4 separate regions of the Homo sapiens genome follow, and regions 2, 3 and 4 are each linked to region 1. Evidence: chromatin loops called from intact Hi-C (ENCODE). Cell type or tissue: CD4-positive, alpha-beta T cell. All regions are shown on one strand. Each heading gives the region's core, and the rest is flanking DNA. Links, peaks and the distances in the headings are about the cores only. Region 1 holds the start of KIRREL1 (kirre like nephrin family adhesion molecule 1). Region 2 overlaps PYDC5 (pyrin domain containing 5). Region 3 has its middle 15 kb from the start of SMIM42. Region 4 overlaps SMIM42 (small integral membrane protein 42).

Evidence for each region. Hi-C counts contacts between places; a loop is a spot of excess contacts. Peaks named below come from ENCODE experiments on the same cell type or tissue, not always from the same donor. Only the 100,000 strongest peaks of a DNase experiment are listed, where the experiment ranks them.
Region 2: it touches region 1 in a loop (3-fold over the local background); 3 of 110 quality-filtered maps call a loop at or near these places.
Region 3: a loop joins it to region 1, with 9 times the contacts of the local background. A loop is called at or near these places in 72 of 110 quality-filtered maps.
Region 4: it touches region 1 in a loop (12-fold over the local background); 71 of 110 quality-filtered maps call a loop at or near these places.

Annotation. Positions count from the first base shown.
Region 1 is chr1:157,990,078-157,995,382 of GRCh38, reverse strand. It overlaps KIRREL1 (kirre like nephrin family adhesion molecule 1), which reads right to left and starts at 1,738. Exons shown (of 15, transcript NM_018240.7): 1 at 1,655-1,738. The coding sequence starts at 1,706. In CD4-positive, alpha-beta T cell, for the core only: a CTCF peak has its summit at 3,196 (motif pointing left); a DNase peak (open chromatin) is centred at 3,242; H3K4me3 peaks cover 472 bases; H3K27me3 peaks cover 1,652 bases.
Region 2 is chr1:158,996,453-159,001,757 of GRCh38, reverse strand. PYDC5 (pyrin domain containing 5) reads left to right here. Exons shown (of 1, transcript NM_001320010.2): 1 at 1-1,787. The coding sequence starts at 1,446. The coding sequence ends at 1,787. It also overlaps a transcript of IFI16 not described here. Among named protein-coding and RNA genes, the nearest start is that of PYDC5, 3.6 kb to the left of the region's middle. RefSeq lists an enhancer at 5,270-5,305. In CD4-positive, alpha-beta T cell, for the core only: CTCF peaks have their summits at 2,683 and 2,883 (motif pointing right); a DNase peak (open chromatin) is centred at 2,897; H3K4me3 peaks cover 900 bases; H3K27ac peaks cover 690 bases.
Region 3 is chr1:158,110,882-158,116,186 of GRCh38, reverse strand. No RefSeq gene overlaps it. Among named protein-coding and RNA genes, the nearest start is that of SMIM42, 15 kb to the left of the region's middle. RefSeq lists an enhancer at 932-981. In CD4-positive, alpha-beta T cell, for the core only: a CTCF peak has its summit at 2,500 (motif pointing right); a DNase peak (open chromatin) is centred at 2,526; H3K4me3 peaks cover 601 bases; H3K27me3 peaks cover 1,283 bases.
Region 4 is chr1:158,122,475-158,127,779 of GRCh38, reverse strand. SMIM42 (small integral membrane protein 42) reads left to right here. Exons shown (of 1, transcript NM_001395415.1): 1 at 1-493. Among named protein-coding and RNA genes, the nearest start is that of SMIM42, 3.2 kb to the left of the region's middle. RefSeq lists a silencer at 2,531-2,700. In CD4-positive, alpha-beta T cell, for the core only: a CTCF peak has its summit at 2,642 (motif pointing right); a DNase peak (open chromatin) is centred at 2,619; H3K27me3 peaks cover 526 bases.

The DNA.
Region 1 (5,305 bases), core at 81-5,080:
CCAACCCCAGGGCCAGGCCTCCTCCTTTCCCCTAGCACCACCTCCCACTCCTGGCTCACACCACAGATGTGTGCCCTTCCCATATCATAGTGTGTGCTGGGGGGCTGGCATGGGTGCCCTGTGGGGAGAAATGAATCAAGACGTGCCCCCACCAACTCAGCCAGGCTTTGCCTTCGGAACTGGGAAGAGACCCGACAAGGAGAGGAAAGGTCCAGCATAACACACCACCTACAAACGCAGGAAGGGAACAGAAAGCAGGGCAATAATGCCTGAGGCTGTTCTACCCAGATCCATTCCCAGACACCCCCTAAAAGAGGACACCTCCTCCATCTGCAGTCTGTACATCTCCATAGGTGTCTGCCCATATGAATGTCTGTTCAAGTTTCTTTGTTTGCTAGAGGGTTGGTTTCTGTGAGAGCGTGTGTCCTGTCCTTGTAAACGCCTGCATACATGTACTGTGTATAGTTGTAACGTTCGGGTGGATGAATGCGTGAGTGTGTGCCGATCTGGGGGAGGAATCTGTCTTCCTCAGATGTCTCCGTGTCTTTGTGTATATGTGTCTGTCTCAGTGTGGGGGATGTTTGTGGGGATGTCTCTCTCTCAGTAGGTGAGTAGTCTGTCTCAGTGTCTGTGAGTGTTTTACGGTGTTTGTGTGTCAATTTCTGTGTGTCAGCTCCATTTTTGGGGAGGGAAGGAGTTCAGCAGGATTCAGTCTTCCTTAGAGTCAGACCTGGGAGGCAAGAACCAACTCCCACAGACCCCAGTCCCTGCTGCAGTCTGGACCCTTGGTTCCCTCAGCCCTCTTCCCTCCCCCAACCCCAGCCCTGCCCAGGATACACTGACATCCTCATCTCTCCCAACCACCTCCCTCACCTCCCAGCCTCTCCCCTGCCAGTGTCAAATAAGCCCCAGACAGCAACACTTTCCTGAGCCCAAGTAGAGTGTCAGCCCCCTCCCCCCACCGCCTCTGCCCCCGCCCCCGTGAGTTCCCCCCCTCTGTATCAAGCGGGCCTGAAGCTGTATGTGGAACTCCACTCTCCACCCAGAGCCTCCGTGGGCAGGGGTTCCAAATCCCCACTAGAGGCGCCGAGACACCCCTCCCTTCCTCTAGAGGGGGCAGCCCCAGGCAGGCTGGAGCCGTGATTCAGACTCAGACCCCCGAGGGGCTGGGCTGGAGTAGGGGGATCCCCTTGGCAACATCTTCGGGAGGTGGGACCCAGCTTTTCGCTCACCCCCTCGCCCGAAATCCGAAATCCCACCCTCTTCCCAGCCTTGCCCTTAGGCTGGACTCAGGCGTCCGGAACCCCGGCCTCAGAGGGCGAGGGTCGGTAGGGCTGCCAGAAGCTCAAGAGAAAGCGTTCGGTTCCCCGTTTTACTCGGACCTCCAGCCCTCGCGGCCCCATTGCTCGGTTCTCCCGCGCAGCCAGAGGAAACAACTTGGGCAAATCAACGGCAAACTCATTCTCCCCAGCCCCTCGTTACTCCGCGCCCCCTCCCCCAGGGCTCTGCGCCCGGACCGAGCCCCCGCCTCGTGGCGTCCGGACCCGGGGACTGGCCGCGGGCCGCGGGGCACTCCAGCACTCTCCCACCGGGGAAGCAGTGCCCCGGCCCCGGGGGGAAGCCGAGCGTCCGGGGGTGGGCTGGGGGCCCTTACCTTGGGAGAAAGTATCGGAGAGAGTGAGGATCCAGACGAGGAGGCTCAGCATGCTGTCCGCCCGCCGTGCGCCCGCCCGCGGCTGGGGCCCGGAGTTGGCGAGCGAGCCAGAGGAGCGGGCTGGGGAGGAGGGGAGCCCGGGAGCCCGGGAGCCCGCCCCCCGCCCGCCCGCGCCCGCCCCTGCACACACACACGCGCGCGCGCACACTCACGCGCACAAACTCATTTCCCTGCCCTCCGATTCTCTTTATCTCTCTTTCCTCCCAGACCTTTTTCTCCTCCTGGTCGCCCTCCCCCTTTAATTATTTCTCCTCTCAAGCTGTATCTCTCTGGGTCTCTTTCGGTCTTTGCTCCCCCTTTCTCTCCCCTTCTCTTCCTTCCCTCTCTCCCTCCCTGCCTCCCTGCCTGCCTGCCTCCCTCCCTCCGCCTGACGTCTACTCTCCCTCCGACGGCGCCTCCCTCCACGAGCCCTCCCCCTGCCCCCCCACAACGCGCGCACACACATACCCCCCTCGCTGGAACTGAGATGGAAGGAGAGCAAAGAGGGAAAGGAATTGAGGGCAAAGGCAAAAGGGGGTGAAAAATGTGACCGTCGTGGGTTCTGGGGCAGGCACGACGGGACCCCTGGCCACCCCACCCCCTCCTATTTATAGACGCAATCTTGGTCGCGGGCTATGGAACTAAGCAGTGGAGGAGGAACATGGGCTGAGGGACATCAGCCTCTAGCTCAGAGGATGTGATGGGGAGTGTGTGTGTGTGTGTGTGTGTGTGTGTGTTTCCGTGTGTGTGTCTAGGAGTGGGGTGGGGGGCAGGGAGTTAAATAAACATAAAGACCTTTCTTTTTAAATTCCACACCCAAAGTCTAGCCCCTAGATTCCCCAAATTAAGAATTCTCAATTGACTAATGAATGCTTGGATAAGGGAGGGGCATACATGCCTCTCCCCACCTATAAAACCCAGAACTGGAGAATGGGAGCTGCCTCTTGGACCTGCCTTGAGGCCCTGCCTTGGCTTCACCCAGTCAAGGTTGAGCACAGCTAGGCGTTGGAGGACTCAGCGGCCTGGAAGAGGCACAGTTGACCCTTCCTTTGTTCATCTTAGCCTTCCACCCATCCCGAAGGAGAAGGTAGCCAACTGGATGGCTTTGAAGGGCCAAGACCTGGCCTCACCTCCCTGAATGCAAGCCAGAGGAGAAGACAGCCACCAGTCAGATCTCTAAGCACGCTGGAGTTTGAGATCTTTTGGGGTAGGGACATGGAGGAACTAGGAAGGAAGGGAATTCCTGAGAATCATGAGAGCATTCAGGAGGGATCTCCACTTTCTTAAGGGCCCAGTTTGGCAACCAGCTCCTCTTCTCACCCCTGACCAGATACTTCTGCTCACAGGATTGCTCGGGTAGCCAGAGGTCTGGACCCTAGGGAATGGACAGAGAAGTTGCTGGAATTGCACAATTTTACAGTAATGTGTTGGTCCAAAGAGGTCTCCACTTCTTTCCTCCCAGATCCCAGATCTCCTGGGTCTCTAACACTCCCCGCCAAGTTTTCTCAATTTCTGCCCCTGAAAGTAGGTGCGTGGCTCTCTGGTGCCCTCTGTTGATGTGTAGCGGCCACAGCTCCTCTTTCCTCCGCAGATACTAACACCAGCCTGTGGTCCAGACGCATCCACACACAATTAGAAGACAGAGAAAGGCAGGAAAACACCCAAGCTCATATGCAGAAGCCCCATATGCACAGACCCAGAGAATTCTTCATATATTCCAAAACACAGGCAAGCACAGCTTAAGAATAGAGCCATACTTTGGCCAGAGAAATAGGACTGCAATCCCAAACGTACACAGAAAGACACCAACACACAGACACATAAGGCTTTTCATTTGTTCATTCATTAATCATACATTCCACAGATATTTTTTCAGCTCCAGACTGCTATTTTCCAGTCACCATTCTAGGCTTTGGGGAGACAATAATAATAAAAAAAAAAGGACAAAGTCTTTCCCTTTAATGTTCCATTCTGGAGGAAAGTCAGAGGCAGTAGAAAAAAATATGAAATATACTAGGTTATGGTAAATGCTATGGGGGACAAATAAAGCAGGATAAAAGATTAGGGAGAGGGAGAGAGGGAGGAATTACTGTTCTTACAGGTAATCAAAGAAAGCTGTTCTGCTACAGCCACATTTGGGCACAGACCTGAAGGAACTGAGGGTTTAGCTGCTCAGGCGTCTGAGGGAAGAATGCAGCAGGAAGATGGTAGCAGCAAAGGCAAAAACCCTGAGGTAGGGAGCTCCGGACATGTCAGCGAGACAGCCTTTTCTCCTTTCCACTCCACATGATGGTGTATGGAGGGGAAGGCGAGGGTGACCCTGACTTAGGAAAGTATTATTTTTGGTGTGTGTGTGTTTTCTTTTCTTTTCTTTTCTTTCTTTTTTTTTTTTGAAGGAGTTGCACTCTGTCACCCAGGCTGGAGTGTAGTGGCATGATCTTGGCTCACTGCAACCTCCATCTCCTGGGTTCAAGCGATTCTCCTGCCTCAGCCTCTTGAGTAGCTGGGATTACAGGCACCCGCCACCATGCCCAGCTAATTTCTGTATTTTTAGTAGAGATGGGGTTTCACCATGTTGGCCAGGCTGGTCTTGAACTGCTGACCTCAAGTGATTTGCCTGCCTCGGCCTCCCAAAGTACTGGGGTTACAGGTGTGAGCCACCACACTCGGCCTAGGAGAGCATTAATTTAAAAAAAAAGGTCTTTAATCGAAGGAAGGGAATATTCTTAGCTCAGTGTTTCCTGCCTAATCTCCATGTCTGATATCAGGCTTGATAGCTATTCTTTTTATGAGAAGGGACTGGGTTATCAGACCTTTTGGATTTTTGTGGGCCTTTTATTTTGCCTCAAAAGCCTAGAAACAGAGGAACCAAGTTTCTCTAGCTCACTAACAGCGAAAACAACAATCTGGCCTGTCTCCTCTGGTCCTTTAGCTTTTCTTTTCCCTCCCCCTTTCCTTTAATTCCAAATCTTCACCAGCTCAGTTCATAGCAAACTCATGTCTCTAGAATTTCTTCCACATAAGTCATCCAGCATCCCAGATCTCAGAGCTTAAGACACCATAGACCTCATCCCCAGCCAGTGGTCCTCAACACCAGTTGTGCATAGCACCTCCTGAGGGCCTTTAATTTTATTATTATTATTTTTTAATTTTTTGAGATGGAGTTTAGATCTGTCACCTGGGCTGGAGTGCCGTGGCATGATCTCAGCTCACTGTAACCTCCGCCTCCCGGGTTCAAGTGATTCTCCTGCCACAGCCTCCCAAGTAGCTGGGATTACAGGTGTGTGCCACCATGCCTGGGTAGTTTTTGTATTTTTAGTAGAGACAGCATTTCGCCATGTTGGCCAAGCTGGTCTCGAACTCCTGATCTCAGGTGATCCACCCGCCTCAGCCTCCCAAAGTGCTGTGGTTACAGGCATGAGCCACCATGCCCTGCCCTGAGGGCTGTTTAAAAACACCAGTGCCATGCCCTCATCCCTAAAGATTAATTGTTCTGGGGTGAAGTTCAAGCATCAGTATTTTTAGACATAGCTCCAGGTGATTCTAGTAGACAGCCAAGGTAGAGAGCTGCTAAACTAAGCAAACCCCTGCTTTCCAGACATTGTCTTCAGC
Region 2 (5,305 bases), core at 262-5,261, 1.0 Mb before region 1:
TTTTCTTATATATAAATTGTTATTGATATGTGAATGTTAGCACGTAATAGGGTTGTAGGAGGGTTGCATTCTTATAGATAAGTAGGGAAACATGCTGAGTTGACTGTGTTTAGCATATAATAGATGCTCAGGAAATGCAAATTTCCTTCTTTTCTTTCACTGGTAAGACAGGGGCGTTCATGTAGTTTAATCATTTTAAGTATTTGAAATGTGTTCCTTATTTTGAAAATGTCCCTTAAAATACTTTATAAATACTTTCAATTTTTGCTTATAAATTCTACATGTATAAATAGGGTTTCTCTAGCTATCACCTGTCTATAGGAAAAAATAATAAGTTCATATTAAAAGTAATAACTCAGAATTCATTAACATTGTCTCTATCAATGGGAGCCTCCCCTAAAAGTCACAGTTGGTTATCTTCAGCTCATAAACATCCTTTCTTGTTCTTGGCTCAAGTCCTCTACCATATAGGTTGCTACTTTTAAAGTAAAATTACTAAATACTGGTAATTTTGAGCACCTGTTCATATGTGTGTTGGACATTTGAGTAACGTGGTTATTCATACCTATTGTCCATTTTTCACATGGGCTGTACAAATGGGACAATATGTAGTTCTACACACATTCTGAATTATATACATTGCCTATGTTTTCTTTCAGGATTTGGAAGTATTATGTTTAATTTTTCTTTTTTATAAAGAAATTTAGAGTTTACATGCAATCAAATTTAATAAACTTTCCCTTCCTGACTTGCACCTTTTGTGCTTAAGACACCTTCCCCTACCTCAACATATTGAGATTATCCTGTTTTCTTCTAATGGGTTACTGGTCACATTAGGTCTTCAATGTGCTACACACTTTAAATAATCAGATCTCTGTGACTCAGAGGAGAACTCACTCATCAACCAGGGGATGGCACTGAGCCATTCATGAGGGATCCACCCCCATGAGCCAAGCACTTCCCGTCAAGCCCCACCTCCAACACTGGGAATCACATTTCAGCATGAGATTTGGGGAAAATAAATATCCAAACCATATGATTCCAAAAACATGATCCATGAAAGAAGAAATTGAAAAATTGAGCTTTATCTACTGTATACATGTCAAAAAATTTAAATTGCACATGTGAAATATGTGCATTGTGTTGTATGTCAGTTATGCCTGAATAACTCTGTTTTAAAAATAACAGGAAAATGGATCCCATTTTCTAAGAATTCTGGAGGTGGTTGTATACCCTCTGAAGATGTCTTTCCCAGGAAGAAGGACTATCTTGCTTAAAAAGTTATTTCTTATATTTCACCAAAATCTCTTTTACTGTACTGTAAACATTTTATTTTCCCTTTAAAAAATAGTAACAGCTCACCTTGCTTCATTTTGAATGTTGAATCACTTTTGGTGGTATAATCTTACATAGTTTGGATCCCTTATAAGCTGAAAAGTCGTGAGATGGAGAGTAAATATAAGGAGATACTCTTGCTAACCAGCCTGGATAACATCACCGATGAGGAACTGGATAGGTTTAAGTGCTTTCTTCCAGATGAGTTTAATATTGCCACAGGCAAACTGCATACTCTAAACAGCACGAGTAGCCAACTTGATTTAAAACGCTGGCATGGTGTCTGCAGTGAGGAAGACCGTATTTTTCAGAAGCTGAATTATATGCTTGTGGCAAAATGTCTTCGGGAAGAGCAGGAAACAGGTATATGTGGGAGTCCCTCATCTGCCCGGTCCGTTTCTCAGTCAAGACTTGGTCTTTCCTTTCATGGCATTTCTGGGAATGCATGTTGATGAGGGAAACGGGATGACACTAAGCTATTCATGAGGGATCCACCCCCCGTGATCCAGACACCTCCCATCAGGCCCCACCTCCAACACTAGGGATTGCATTTCAGCATGAAAGTCCCCCAGGGAAGGCTGCTGGAATTTGTTTGCTAACTTACTACACCAGCCTCGTTGCCCCCTTTTACTGAGAAATCACTCCTAGGAAGTGTTTGTTACAAATTCCACAAATCCATCCCAGCCTTTGTTTGCATCTCTTGTTCCAGCCCTTAGGGCTGCCACTTCCATTTGTCATATTTTCACTTCTCCAGTTCAATTGCAGCGAACATGAACATGGAATTTCAATCTTAACTTCTCAAAACCTCATTTACATGTTTACCAAAGATTTTAAGATAAAGGAAAGAAATCATAGCACTGGAAAAAAAATAAACTGGGATACTAGGTCGTTTTGTTCTTCCACACAGCCTGCTCATTCTTCTCCCTGTCCCCGGCCTGCTGTGGTCCCAGACGATCCTTTCTTCTTCAAGGGAGTCTTGTATTCATACATCCGCTCTTTCAAATTCAAATATTATTTATCCTTCTCTCTATTTCCTTCCACTAATGACAACAAACTACCCGCACACAAAAACTGTTTTTATATTATTGGACAAATCATTGAATGTCTCCATCTTATCTGCATTTTGTTTACATTTCTGATCTTTTTCTCTATAATTAATATATCCTTTATTTATGTCTGTATAATTAAAATTGACCAACAAAGGAGCATCTCACACTAGGATCCCCCAAAATGAGAGCCTCCAAATGTAACAATTTAGAGATTTTTAAGTTCAACTCTAACAGCAAAACTTATACGACATCTTTTACTCCGTGTGTGTGTGCGCGCGCACGCACGCAGGCACGCAACATGGATAACATGGTTTCTATGTTTACATGATTTCTATGAAGTCGAGATGAAACCATGTAAGTGATAATATAAGCCACAGATCTATACAGATATAAACTGTTAGGCAATATTTAAGGCGCTTTAGCGAAAGGGCTTGTTGTCTTATGCATTATATTTTTCTAGGTTATTCAAAGTCAGAAAGTGTAGTGCTTAGGTATTGCCACAAGGTGGCAGTAACTTCACATAATGTGCGGAAGCAACTAACCGACCTGCAGAAATCAATTAAGTTCCTTTACAGCTCTAAATTTCTATTCTAGATCACGCCTAGGCCTACTTTGAAAGTAGCAAATTTATTTATTTGTGCCCCATGCTACCCTTAACTGTCCCTGGAGGAAACCAGTTTTTTGTTGTGTTTTCTGTAGGTTTCAATTTTCATTCCTTCTTGAAAGTTCTTTCTGCATAACCAGTGCTATGCCTGCATGTGGAGCACTATACAGTATTCTACCCACGATCTCACCTCATGGAAGATAGAGGAGATCTGGAGAAATCTTTAATGAAGACGGTTAATAATCATTTTATGGGAAAGATCAGTAGATGGAAAGAGAGATGACAAAGTATGAGGACACTTAAGCCTGGAAAAAGGAAGCTGAGAGAGCTTGTGATCAAATTCTGTAAAAGTCCTGCAAGATTAAAATAGAAAGTTGAAAATGATAAATGAAATAATAAGTGAGAATTCTGCATCTGATTATTAATGAAAAAGAGATTTACAGTGGGCAGACATACTCGTCCACAAATATCGGTACCACTGTGTGGGAGATGAAATATGACTGATGTGATGTGGTAGAATGATAGGCTGATTCCCTTGGCCTCCCTTCACTCTGTTTTTTCTCGTATACTCTCAACACAGAAGGGAAACTTTATCTTCATACCTCTCTGAAACCAGTTTCATGAAACTAAGCTACCTTTGAAAGTTAGTTTTACTACTTCTTAGAGTAGACATTCCTTTACACTAACCCTGACAGAGTCCATGACTTTCTATTGTTTGAAATGTAGTGACATATTGTTAGATATATAGTTTACAAATATTTTATCCCATTCTGTAAGCTGTCCCTTCATTCTGTTGATTGTATACTGTGCAGAAGTTTTTAAGTTTGATGTAATCTCATTTATCCATTTGTGCTTTTGCTGCCTGTGCTTTCGAGGTCTTATTCAAACAATTCTTACACATACCAATGTCCTAAGGCATTTTCTCTGTGTTTTCTTCTAGTAGTTTCATAGTTCTGGATCTTACCTTTAAGTCTTTAATTCATTTTGAGTGACTTTCACATGTTGTGAAACATAAGAGTCTAATTTTATTCTTCTTCATGTGATTATTCAAAACATATAAGGAATTCAAAGAACTCAATACTTGGTATAAAATAAACAAAAACAAAATAAAATAACCTGATTACAAAGTAGATAAAAGCCTGAATAGACATTTCTGAAACGAAGTCATACAAATGGCCACCAGGTATATGAAAAATTCTCCACATCACCAAACATTGAGTAATGCAAAGCAAGGCCATAATGAGATTTCACCTCATCCCAGTTTGAACGGCTATTATCAAAAAGACAAGAGATAACAAATGTCAGCAAGGATGTGGAGAAAAAGGAGCTCCTTACACTGTTGGTGAGAATGTAAACTCATAAAGCCATTATGGGAAATAGTATGGAGGCGCCTCAAAAAATTAAAAAGAGAAATACCATATGATGTAGCAGTCCCACTTCTTATAGTAAGAAGAATGAAATGAGTATGTTGAAGAGCTCTCTACACTCTCGTATTTATTGCAGCACGATTCACGGTTATGAATGGCACTATTCACAATTCACATTGATTGATGTGGATTCAGCCTAAGTGTCCACTAGTGGATGAATGGATAAAGAAAATGTGAAGGCACATGCTGACAAACATACAGATGCACTTAAATTTATACTAAAAATCACTGGACTGCGTTGCTAACTTCCATTAGGGAAGAATGTAGAACAGACCATGGGATTCTTTCATTGCCAGGTTCATGTGACCCTTTCCATATGGTCAACACCAGACCAGAAATTTAATCAGTTCCAGCCCAAGTGCCATCACCAAAATGTGAGAAGGCTGCCCACTGCTCAAAGGTTTTCAATTAAGATAGGTACTCCTGGCTGGGTGCGGTGGCTGAGGCCTGTAATCCCAGAACTTTGGGAGGCCAAGGCGGGTGATCACGAGGTCAGGAGATCGAGACCATCCTGGCTAACACAGTGAAACCCCGTCTCTACTAAAAATACAAAAAAAAAAAAAAAAAAAAAAAAATTAGCCGGCCATGGTGGCCGGTGCCTGTAGTCCCAGCTACTCGGGAGGCTGAGGCAGCAGAATGGCGTGAACCCAGGAGGTGGAGCTTGCAGTGAGCTGAGATCGCACCACTGCACTCCAGCCTGGGCGACAGAGCGAGACTCTGTCTCAAACAAACAAACAAACAAAAAGATAGGTACTCTTTTTTTGAACATGTGACATGGGTGTAGACAACTGTGTTTCAGTTTGACTGGGAAGATAAAAGTGTTTTCTTTATAGAGGAAGAAAGCCCAGGTCTGTGCCCTCAGGGCAGGCTGGGGAAATTGAAAGTGTGGT
Region 3 (5,305 bases), core at 109-5,108, 120 kb before region 1:
CCACAAATTCCCATCCAGGCACAGCCGAGTCCACACATATGCCCATTCGCTAACACAGATGTCACTGTGCACACACGTGCCCCCACCCAAACCTACATACCTGGGGACTGCCGGCCTTTCAGTGAGGAGCCACTTTTGCACTCCTAAAAAGGGATAAAGGACATGGATACCTTGAGGATAAACCCACAAGTTCTTTGGAGGACACCCCCTGTACTATTGAAAATTCCAGCAAACCTCAAGGAACAGGGTCCTCACATGTCAACAGGTTTGGAGGAGATTCAGCACAGGAGGACAAGGTCCCCCACAATACAGCTCTTCCCTACATTGAAAGCCATGTGTCCCGGAGGCTCCTGGTCTAGTGGTCCCTGGTCAAGTCTTGGCCTGGTCACTGCTCCTCAGATGTCTTTCTTCCAACCAGCACAGGTCCTTCTGATTCTGCCTGACACTCCCTCCCAGCTCCTTGCTCCCTGAGAGCCTTTCGACTTCTTCCGCATTGAGCATGTCACCTCTGGGGTGTCCTGAAGCTCTGGACATCAACGCCCAGCCCAGTCTCCATATTCTTCTTGTGGCTCCCCTGACATTCCAGCCCAACCCCTCTTGCCCAGATCTGTTAGATACACACCTACCCCAAGCCTTACCTGCTCCTTTTCCTTTCCTACCCCCGGCCTACTCAGCCACTCTCTTCTATAGAGAACCTTCCTAAGTCCACAAAGACACAGAGGACACTCTCTTGTTGGGATATTCTCCTTGGTCTCTACCCCTAACATAGTCATAGATTAACACAGTTGTAGACTTCTGAGTCCATGGAATACAACCTCCTTATTTTACAGAAAAGAGAACTGAGACTCGAGAGATGAGGTAAGTAACCAAGGGCCCACAGCTCAGTCATCTGTATGTAAATGGCATGCCACCACTCACTCCGTTCAGTGCTCATACACCTCTATACAGACATCTGCACGGACACATCATCCATGGCCTGGTGTTATGGTGAGGGTATGGGTGGGGGTGAGAGCTGGGAATAATTCTACACAGGACCCCTGGGAGACAGGCCAGGTATCCTCAGTTCTTTTTAATTTTCATTTATTTGTTCATTTTTTGAGATAGAGTCTCGCTCTGTCACTCAGGCTAGAGTGCAGTCTCAACTCACTGCAACCTCCACCTCTCGAGTTCAAGTGATTCTCCTACTTCAGCCTCCAGAGTAGCTGGGATTACAGGTGCCTGCCACCACGCCCGGCTAATGTTTGTACTTTTAGTAGAGATGGGGTTTCTCCATGTTGGCTAGGCTGGTCTCGAACTCCTCACCTCAGATTATCTGCCAGCCTCGGCCTCCCAAATGTGTTGGGATGACAGGAGTGAGCCACTGTGCCCGGCCCTTGGCCCCCTTTTTAAATTTTTTAAATTTTTTACTTTTTTTTTTTTTTTTTTGAGACGGAGTCTTGCTCTGTTGCCCATGCTGGAGTGCAATGGCATGATTTCGGCTCACTACAACCTCTGCTTCCCAGGTTCAAGCGATTCTCCTGCCTCATCCTCCCAAGTAGCTGGAACTACAGGTGCCTGCCACCATGCCTGGCTAATTTTTGTATTTTTAGTAGAGATGGGGTTTCACTGTGTTGGCCAAGCTGGTCTCGAACTCCTGACCTCATGATCTGCCTGCCTCGGCCTCCCAAAGTGCTGGAATTACAAGCGTGAGCTACCACGACTGGCCAATTTTTTAAATGTTTGTGTGCACTCCTCAGCTTCTTTCTGAGCCATTCTGGGAATCTTACAGTTGGGAAGATAGTCAACCGGCCAACTGGATGCATCAGTCACCCCACACTCCAAAGAACTCCCCAGAAGATGTTGGCCCGGCTTGGCTGTCTTTGGATCTCTGTCTCTCTCTGTCTCTCTCTCTCTCTCTCTGCTTCAGGGAAGGAAACATTTCTGGTGAATGAGGAGGCAACGGGCGAGACCTCAGGAGACAAGGTTGTTCATTCTAGGAATCTGTCTCAGACAATCTTCATCACCCGGAAACGATGGGAGGGGTGATGGGGGTGTCTTTCTGTGGGCATAGGGACAGAGGCCAGGGTCGACTGAGAAACAGACGATGAAGAGACAAGAAGGAAAAGGAGAGATGGCCTAGGACAGGCAGGGAGCCAGCTAAGTTTCCGCCAGGCTGAGTTCCGTGAAGGAAGAGATGCCTATTTTAGTCATCCCTGTATCCCTCCTGCCTCCTTCCTCACCCCCAGGTCCCCAGCACTAAGAAGAGAGTGATGTGGAGAAATGGATGGGGGCACCCAACGAATATGAAGCTGAAAGACAGGGGAAATGGCAGAAACAAAGGACAACCTTTAAGAAGCAAACGGGGTGGCAGAAAGGAAGAGTAGGGACGTGGAGGCAGCAGAAAGGCAGGCCACAGCTCAGGAGTTACGGAGGAGCAGAGGAGGGCAGGGGAGGGCTCGGCCCGCGGAGTCAGCGCTCCTCCCGCGCCGACCTCGGGCTCCGGGCGGCCGCCGGGGGGCGCCGGGCGCATCCTTCGCTGCCAACTCCCCGCCCGTGCCCCCGCTCGCGCCTGGGCCCCGCCGCACTCCAGCAGAAGCCATTACAGAGAACAAACTACCTTCTTGTCTCCGAGATGGGTCCCCGGGGAGGAAGGCAAATTGCCTGCCTCGTGCATAATAAGCCAGGCGTGGAGAGCAGCGCGGAGGAGGCCGCGGCAGCCACCGAGCGGGCAGAGCCTCCCGCCCCCACCCGCCGCCCGCGCCTGCCGAGCCCCCTGCCGAGCGGGCGGCGCGCAGGTCCGGAGAATCTCAAAAGGCTTGGAACACCGGGCTGCTTCCCGGTACCCCCATTCCTGCACAAGTTTGTGACTGTGGGCTTATCCCAGGAGAACCACACCAAGAGCTCGGTGCCTTTGCCCGGGATGCCTTTCTTCATGAGAAAAAGCCGGCTGCCCTTCTCATCCTTCTCGGAAGTTACAGTCTCCTCACTTTGAATTCGACCATCAGAAGTAATCGCTTCCTCTTCCTGCTAAGATAGCACTTTGTTCAGACTCCTAGTATTTAGCGATGACATCACGTTTATAGTTATTTGCATACAGGTACGTCTCTGCTATTGGACTACACATTCCTAAAGGACAGAAACCATAATTTACTTCTGTCCATACCCCAGAGACTTAGCACGGTGTCCAGTACCGAATGCATGAATGAATGAGTTTTAAAAGAAGAACCTAGCCTCTCGAATCACCAACACATCGCAGGTTTGTCTCCTCCACCTACGATTATACCCTTCTTGCAATTCCTGGTCTCCCCTAAGATACTATATACGGTTGAGGGTCTTTGGGTGAAGCCTCCTCAGGAGATTTAGACATTCTCAGGAACTGTGTAGAAGGAGAACATTGAAGAGGGCAGAGAGGGGTATATATTGAGCCCAGTGCCTGCCTTCAAGGAGCTCCTACTCTCATAAGGAAGCCAGGCAAGTAGACAGTGACAACCCAGTATGCTGAGTGCATAGAAAGAGAAAAGCAAGGGACCACAGCTGTTCCTGAGATAAGCCAACAACCACAAACTTGTGTGTGACTTGGGTGCAAGGATGGCGGTAGCACCTAGGCCAAGCCGACAATCCGGACAGGAGCAGGAGAGAAGGAAATCTGGGAGGAGGTGAAGCCCAATATAGTTTTGTAGGATGATCATGAGTCAGGAAGAGATAAATGGGGGTGGATAAAAGTGTTTCGAGGATCCATTCCAAGGAGCTGAGAAAGGCAAGAAATGGCATGGGCCCTATCATGGAGAACTATAAGTAGACTCAGGTGGCTTCCTAAAACCCTATGAAGGGATTCAACAAGAGGTGAGGCCACAGAAAGGGGTACTGAGGTCAGTTTAAGGAGGCCTTCAACCAACTTGTTAGTGGGCTTAATTTTATCCCGACCTTGACAGAGAGCCATGGAATGATTTCAGAGATGAGAGTATCATATCAGATTTGCGTTTTAGGATTATTTCAGAAGCAGCAGAGTCAAGTACGGATTACATGGGGTCAGGCTGGAGACAGAAAGATCAGATAGGAGGTTCTGGTATTAATCCAGACGAGAAGTGAAGAAAGCCTGAACCAAGGCAGCCATAATAGAAATGGAGAGAAGCAGCCAGGCTGAAGTGTGAGCGAGAAGACAGAATTGGCAGGTACCAGAAGGTGACTGATTGGACATGAGGGGTGAGGAAGGGGAAAGAAATAAGCCTGCTGCGAAGAGTTTAGATTAAGGATATGTGGTCATGGTGGCTCACACCTGTAATCCCAACACTTTGGGAAGCTGAAGTAGGAGAATCATTTGAGACCAAGAGTTTAACACCAACCTGGGCAACATAGCAAGACCCTGTCTCTAAAAAACAAAAATTAGCCGAGCATGGTGGCTCAGGCCTGCATTCCCAGCTACTCAGGAGGCTGAGGTTAGAGGATCACTTGAGACTGCCATGAGCTCACTTGAGGCTGCCATGAGCTGTAATGGCCACTGCACTCCAGCTTTGGTGACAGAACAAGACCCTGTCTCTTAAAAAAAAAAAACAAAAAACAGAAAACAAAGGACCTGGGTAAAAGGTCATACCACCCCAGGGAAGAAAAAGTGTGTTTTGTAGGTAAGGCATGTTGTTTTGAGGTACTGCAGGGATATAAAAAAATTAAATGTGGTTCTGAGCTCAGAAGGAAGCTGTGCTGGAGATAGAAGTTTAAGAGTTATCAGCATGATTTCGGTGGTTTGAAGACAAAAAAATAGATGAGATTACCCTCAAAAGTGTGAGTACAAGGAGAGAGAGCCCAGGAGAAAACACTGGAAAATATTTATATTTAAGAGATAGACTGGCTGAGTGCGGTGTTTCACACCTGTAATCTCAGCTCTTTGGGAGGCCAAGGCAGTTGGATCACCTGAAGTCAGGAGTTCAAGACCAGTGTGACCAACATGGTGAAGCCCCATCTCTACTAAAAATACAAAAATTAGCCAGGCATGGTGGCACATGCCTATAATCCCAGCTACTCAGGAGGCTGAGGCACGAGAATTTCTTGAACCTGGGAGGCAGAGGTTGCAGTGAGCCAAGACCGTGCCATTGCACTCCAGCCTGGGAAACAGGAGTGAAAATCCATCTCAAAAAAAACAAAAAAGAGAGAGACAGACAGAAAAAGAGGAGTCCACTTCTGCTAAGGATGGATAGAGAGGTGAGGGGAGAATCTGAGGTGATACCACAGAGCAAAAGAGGAGTTTGAAGGAATGGTAATTAGTGTGAAATGCTGAAGATAGGTCAAGGAAGTCTCAGGAAAAATTGTCAGGAAAGACTTTAAAATGGAC
Region 4 (5,305 bases), core at 1-5,000, 130 kb before region 1:
AGCCCAGAGCCAGGGGAGCCAGAGCTGCTTTAGCCACCCTGTTCCTCCATTGCCAGATGTCCCCCCAGGCCTCATTTCCTTCCTCTGCCACCATCCCTCTTATAATGCACTCCTCCTGCGGTTCTTTGGCTTGTCCCAGCTTCTGAGTTTGAATGTCTTTTTTTTTTTTTTTTTTTTTGTGGATCTTCAAGACTGAAATAGTAAATGGCTCTTGATTTCTGCACTAACAGAGGAAAGAAACAAGTACATGGAAAAGTAAAAATTGATTACAAAGCCTAAATTTTCCTCTATAAATTGGGCATGTGCTGACTGTGGGATATTGAAATTATTGGGAGCTCACAGCATCTCAAGTTATATAATGAAGCTATTCTGGAAGCTCATTTCCAGAAGATCCTTAAAATGAAATGGCTCACTCTCTGCTGAATTGTAGGTACACTCTTTCCTCCTCTTCACTTAATGCTGGGAGTAAAATGTATTTTTTTTATTAAGAAATGATTTGAAGTACCATACATTTTTCTCTCCTCTCTCACCCTCCAACTTAGTGGGTTGACAAAATTTTAAAATATCATATCCTAAAATGATAATTTTTCTTTTTCTTTTTTTGTCCTTTCAGAATTTGGAGCAAGTTAACTCCTTTTTCAAATGAAATCCAAATTAAAGAGGCAGTTTTTTTGAAAAACCAAACTCTTATTCAATTCGGTTTGGGTAACCCTAGGGAGAATTTTACTACTTGCCTGAAATGAATGAATATTTTTCTAGGAGAAGAACCTCTTTGCCCAGTCTATTGTTAACCCTTCCTTTTAGAAGCATCATATCAGGTGTCCTCTTGCTTCAACCCTCACATGCATTTGACTCTGGAAGTCTTAAACCAGGGCCCCTTCCCTCTAAACCTTTCCTCCATTGCTTACAATCATGGAACTGTGTTTGGCCACTGGAAGAATAAGTCACTCGGGGTATGTGGCCATGCACTCTGCATCTCAAAGCATGGGTCACTCTTTCACCCCCACTTTAGCCCATAGAAATTTGGAAGCTTGGTCCTTTGGTGCTGTAGAGAGGCTAGGGTTGCTACCAGACCCAAGGGGAGTCCACCCCAGTGAGGGCTCTCACCTGCCTCCTGGAGTGCCTGTTGCCAATGGTGGCGGTGGGTGTTTGTTTCTGTGGTTGACCAGCTTTGGCAGAAACAAACCACCAAGTAGCTGGCAGATGAAACTGAAAAGCCTCATGACTGAGAAAGACATAGCCCGGTTGCCTCTGACAGCTGAGGCCCTCTTTATTAAAAGCCACCAGCATTCCTCCCAAGCATGGTGTGCTTGGAAAATAGTGCATGCTAGGGGTGGGATGGGGAGTGGTGTCTTGACATGAGTGGGCATGGGTTCCATGCCTTTCCTTGTTGGGGAGGAGTTCCACCAAAGGTCTGTGCATGTCTTAGAATTGGCAGAAAGATCTTCAGCACTCCTAACACTCTTCAAATCTTTCTTTCCTATCATGCAGATGCCTCTATTCACCCAGCAGATATTTACTGAGCTCTCACTGTGTACCAGACCCTGTCCTGGATGCTGGGATACAAGAATAGCAGAAAGGTGCCCATCTTCTCTCTCCTAGAGCCCATACAGCACAGTGAGAGAGACAGATGTTAACGAAATAACCGCATACATGATTTTTTAATTATAAATGGAGAAAAGTGCTCTGAAAAAGGAATCTGGCTTTATGAGAGTATATATGAAAGGAATCTGACCTAGACAGAGAAAGTTTACCTGAGGAAGTAATGCTTGGGCTGAGAACTGAAGGGTGAGTGAATGAGAAACAGGTGAGGGGCAAAAGAAGGGCCAGGCCCCCCGGATAGAGAGACAGCACCGGCCAAGGCCTGTGAAGGGAGCAGTCAATGGGATAGAAAGATGGTCAGCAGTTCTGGAACACAGAAATTGAACACAAAAATAAAGCATTATGAGGCTGGAGACATAGGTGGGACTGTATCTCACAGAACCCTGGTGGGCAGTAATCACTGGTGACTGAGCTGTGGAGGGGGGATGGGGATAGATCTCTAAGGCTCCTTCCAGCTGGTGCATTTCTGCACTTACTAGTTAGGTGCATGTATTAAAAGACTCCTGGCCAGGCGGGCGCGGTGGCTCATGCCTGTAATCCCAGCACTCTGGGAGGCCGAGGTGGGTGGATCATGAGGTCAGGAGATTGAGACCATCCTGGCCAACATGGTGAAACCCAGTCTCTACTAAAAATACAAAAATTAGCTGGGCGTGGTGGTGCATGCCTGTAATCCCAGCTACTCTGGAGGCTGAGGCAGGAGAATCTCTTGAACCCGGGAGGCGGAGGTTGCAGTGAGCCGAAATCGCACCGCTGCACTCCAGCCTGGCAACAGAGCAAGACTCCGTCTCAAACAAAAACAAAAACAAAACAAAAAAAAAGACTCCTGGCCCAGATTGTTTCACACTTCCCAGAGACTCAAAGTTCCCCTCCTCCCATGGAACTCAAAGCCATTTCCTTCCATCCTCCAGGATTTAGTTACTCCCCAAACTCCTCAAGCCCCGCCTACATTCTTCTGTTTCTATTATTCAGACTTAAGGACAAACCGGCCAGGCTGCACTGTAAGCTTATGGCCATCAGATGGCAGCAAAACATCAGCAAACCTGGTCCTTGTAGCACCCGCAAAGGCAAAGGGACTCAGCTGGATAGTCAGTCCCTCCCTCCACCTCCATAAAGGCCTATAATCAAGTCATCCACAATAATGGGAATCTCTTTTCCAGAAGTTCTCCAGGGTTGGAAATTTCAGAATTTTAAAAACATGTGTTATATATTGAGCATCAATTATACACTGGTTCTTAACATATGGTATCTTTTTGCTACCTAGCTATGCTGTGAAAAGGGCATTATCCCTCCTATACAAGGAAAATTGAGGCTCGGAGCATCAGGGAGGCTGGTTATCTGTTCAAAGGCTCATAGCAGAGCCTGAATTCTTTTCCTCTCCCATGCTGCTCCCTGCATTCATCATGGAATAAGACATTTTCAGCTTCGAGGAAGCTCTTCTTTCTCTATCAGAAATCATTTTGCTCTAAAATGCTGCTGGCATTAATTTATAGTATTCTCTTTAGGGAGATGCTCTGCCAGGGGTGCCTTGTGTCTGCCTCCCTTACCTCCTATGGCTTTTCTCCAACACCCTCCAAGAGGTCTGTCGGCAGCTCCAGCTCCTGCACCTGTAGGCATCAAGTCAACAAGCACTGACCATCATAAAGCAGCCAGTGAGCAATGGGTGGCAGAGAGAAGGTGGTGAAGAGCAATGAGATGTTAATCCCTTCTTTGAGGAGCTTTAGTTCCAGATGTGGCTAAGGGCTTCCCTTGGACTAACAGCAGCCACAGGTGGTTTCTGAGACAGGCCAAGGATGGGGTGTTGGCATTCTAAAGCCTGAAGGGTCCTTGTGGGCTAGGGAAAGCATCCAGAAGCAGCTGCAATGTTAGGGAAACAGCTAGCATAGACTTAAGAGTGGAAGGGAATTCATGAGGCATGACAGGGGGGCAGTGAGCCAGCTGCATGACGCATGCAGGGAAACAATGGGGAGTCAGGTGAGAAAATAGCACTCGCCTATGGTAGAGACCTTGAATATCAGGCTAAGGTGTTCAATTTCAAGCTAGAGGGAGCCAGGGAAGGAAAGTGACACATGAAATAAACACTCAAGGTTAATCTGGCATGGTTGATGAATAGGAATAGGGAAAAATTAAGAAGATAGGCTACAATGCTATAGTTTTATCATAAAGGTTTCCAAAGTTTTATCAAAAACTTTCCAAAGTTCCCTAATTACCCTTTGGTAAGAAATAGGGAGAAATTAAGTCAAGAAGATAAGTTAAAATGCTATAGTTTTATCATAAAATGTTCCATAGTTCCTGGTTCTTTCCTGTTTCTCTGACTTTGCCTGTTTATATTTTCCACCTGAACTGCCCTTTTGTAAATATTTCTCTGCTCAGTTTTTTGTTTTTTGTTTTGTTTTGTTTTTGTTTTTTGAGACAGAGTCTCACTCTGTTGCCCGGGCTGGAGTACAGTGGTGCCATCTGGGCTCACGCAACCTCCGCCTCCTGGGTTCCAGTGATTCTAATGCCTCAGCCTCCCAAGTAGCTGGGATTACAGGCGTGCACCAAAACGCCTGGTTAATTTTTGTATTTTTAGTACAGATGGGGTTTTGCCATGTTGGCCAGGCTGGTCTTGAACTCCTGATCTCAGGAGATCCACCCACCTTGTCCCCCAAAGTGCTGGGATTACAAGAATGAGACATGGCGCCCAGCCTGTTCAACAGTTTTTTAAGAGTGTGTGTGGAGAGGTAGAAGTTGAATTCAAAGGGGTCCATCTTCAGAACTTTGTCAAAAAGCAGGCGATACCAATAAGGACCTTTGCTGACTCCCATCTTCCTAACTTGGAGCATCAGCTGGCTGGGTCAGTAGCTGAAACAGGTGATGCCACAAATTGGGGGTGGGGTGAGAAACCTAGAAAAGTTTGGGAGTCACAGAGCTGTCTTCTCAAGCGATTGAGAGATGCTCTCTAACTGTTCCAGCCCACTGAAGCTCAAAAACTGTGGATTCCCTAAGTGGGCAGGGGCAGCAGCCATAGAATCAGCACTGCCCAGAGCTGCCATCATCCAGACAGACTCATGGAGTGCCAGAGCCAGAAGCTCCTTGGCCCACCCGGAACTTCACTCTCACTTTACACAGGCCTCTGGTGCCCAGGGGTAAGTGGGGGAGGCCTGAGTGTGGAGGTGTGTTTCAGAGAAACTGGGAGTGGAATGCTGGCTCCACCCTTCATTCATACCAGCTGTGCATCCACAGCAAATTACCTAAGCCAGTGGTTCTCAATGTATGGTTCTGGGATCCCTAAGGATACCCCAAGACCCTTTCAAGGGATCCATGAAATGGAAACTATTTTAATAAAAATATTAATATGTTTTTCACTCTCTTTCATGAGTGTACAGAAGAGCTTTTGAAAGACTACATGTTGCATTTTAAAGAGATTTGCAAACATGTAAAACACTGTTATTCTTCTTTCCAAATATGTTATTTCTGTTAATATATAATAAGTTTATCATAGTTATTTTTACATAAAATAAGTATTTTTTAAAAGTTTAGTGTTAGTTTCTAACAAACTGAAGTTCCTTGGGGTCCTCCATAATTTTTTTTTTTTTTTTTGAGATGGAGTATCACTCTGTTGCCCAGGCTGGAGTGCAGTGGCGTGATCTCAGCTCACTGCAACCTCTGCCTCCTGGGTTCAAGTGATTCTCCTGCCTCAGCCTCCCAAGTAGCTGGGACCACA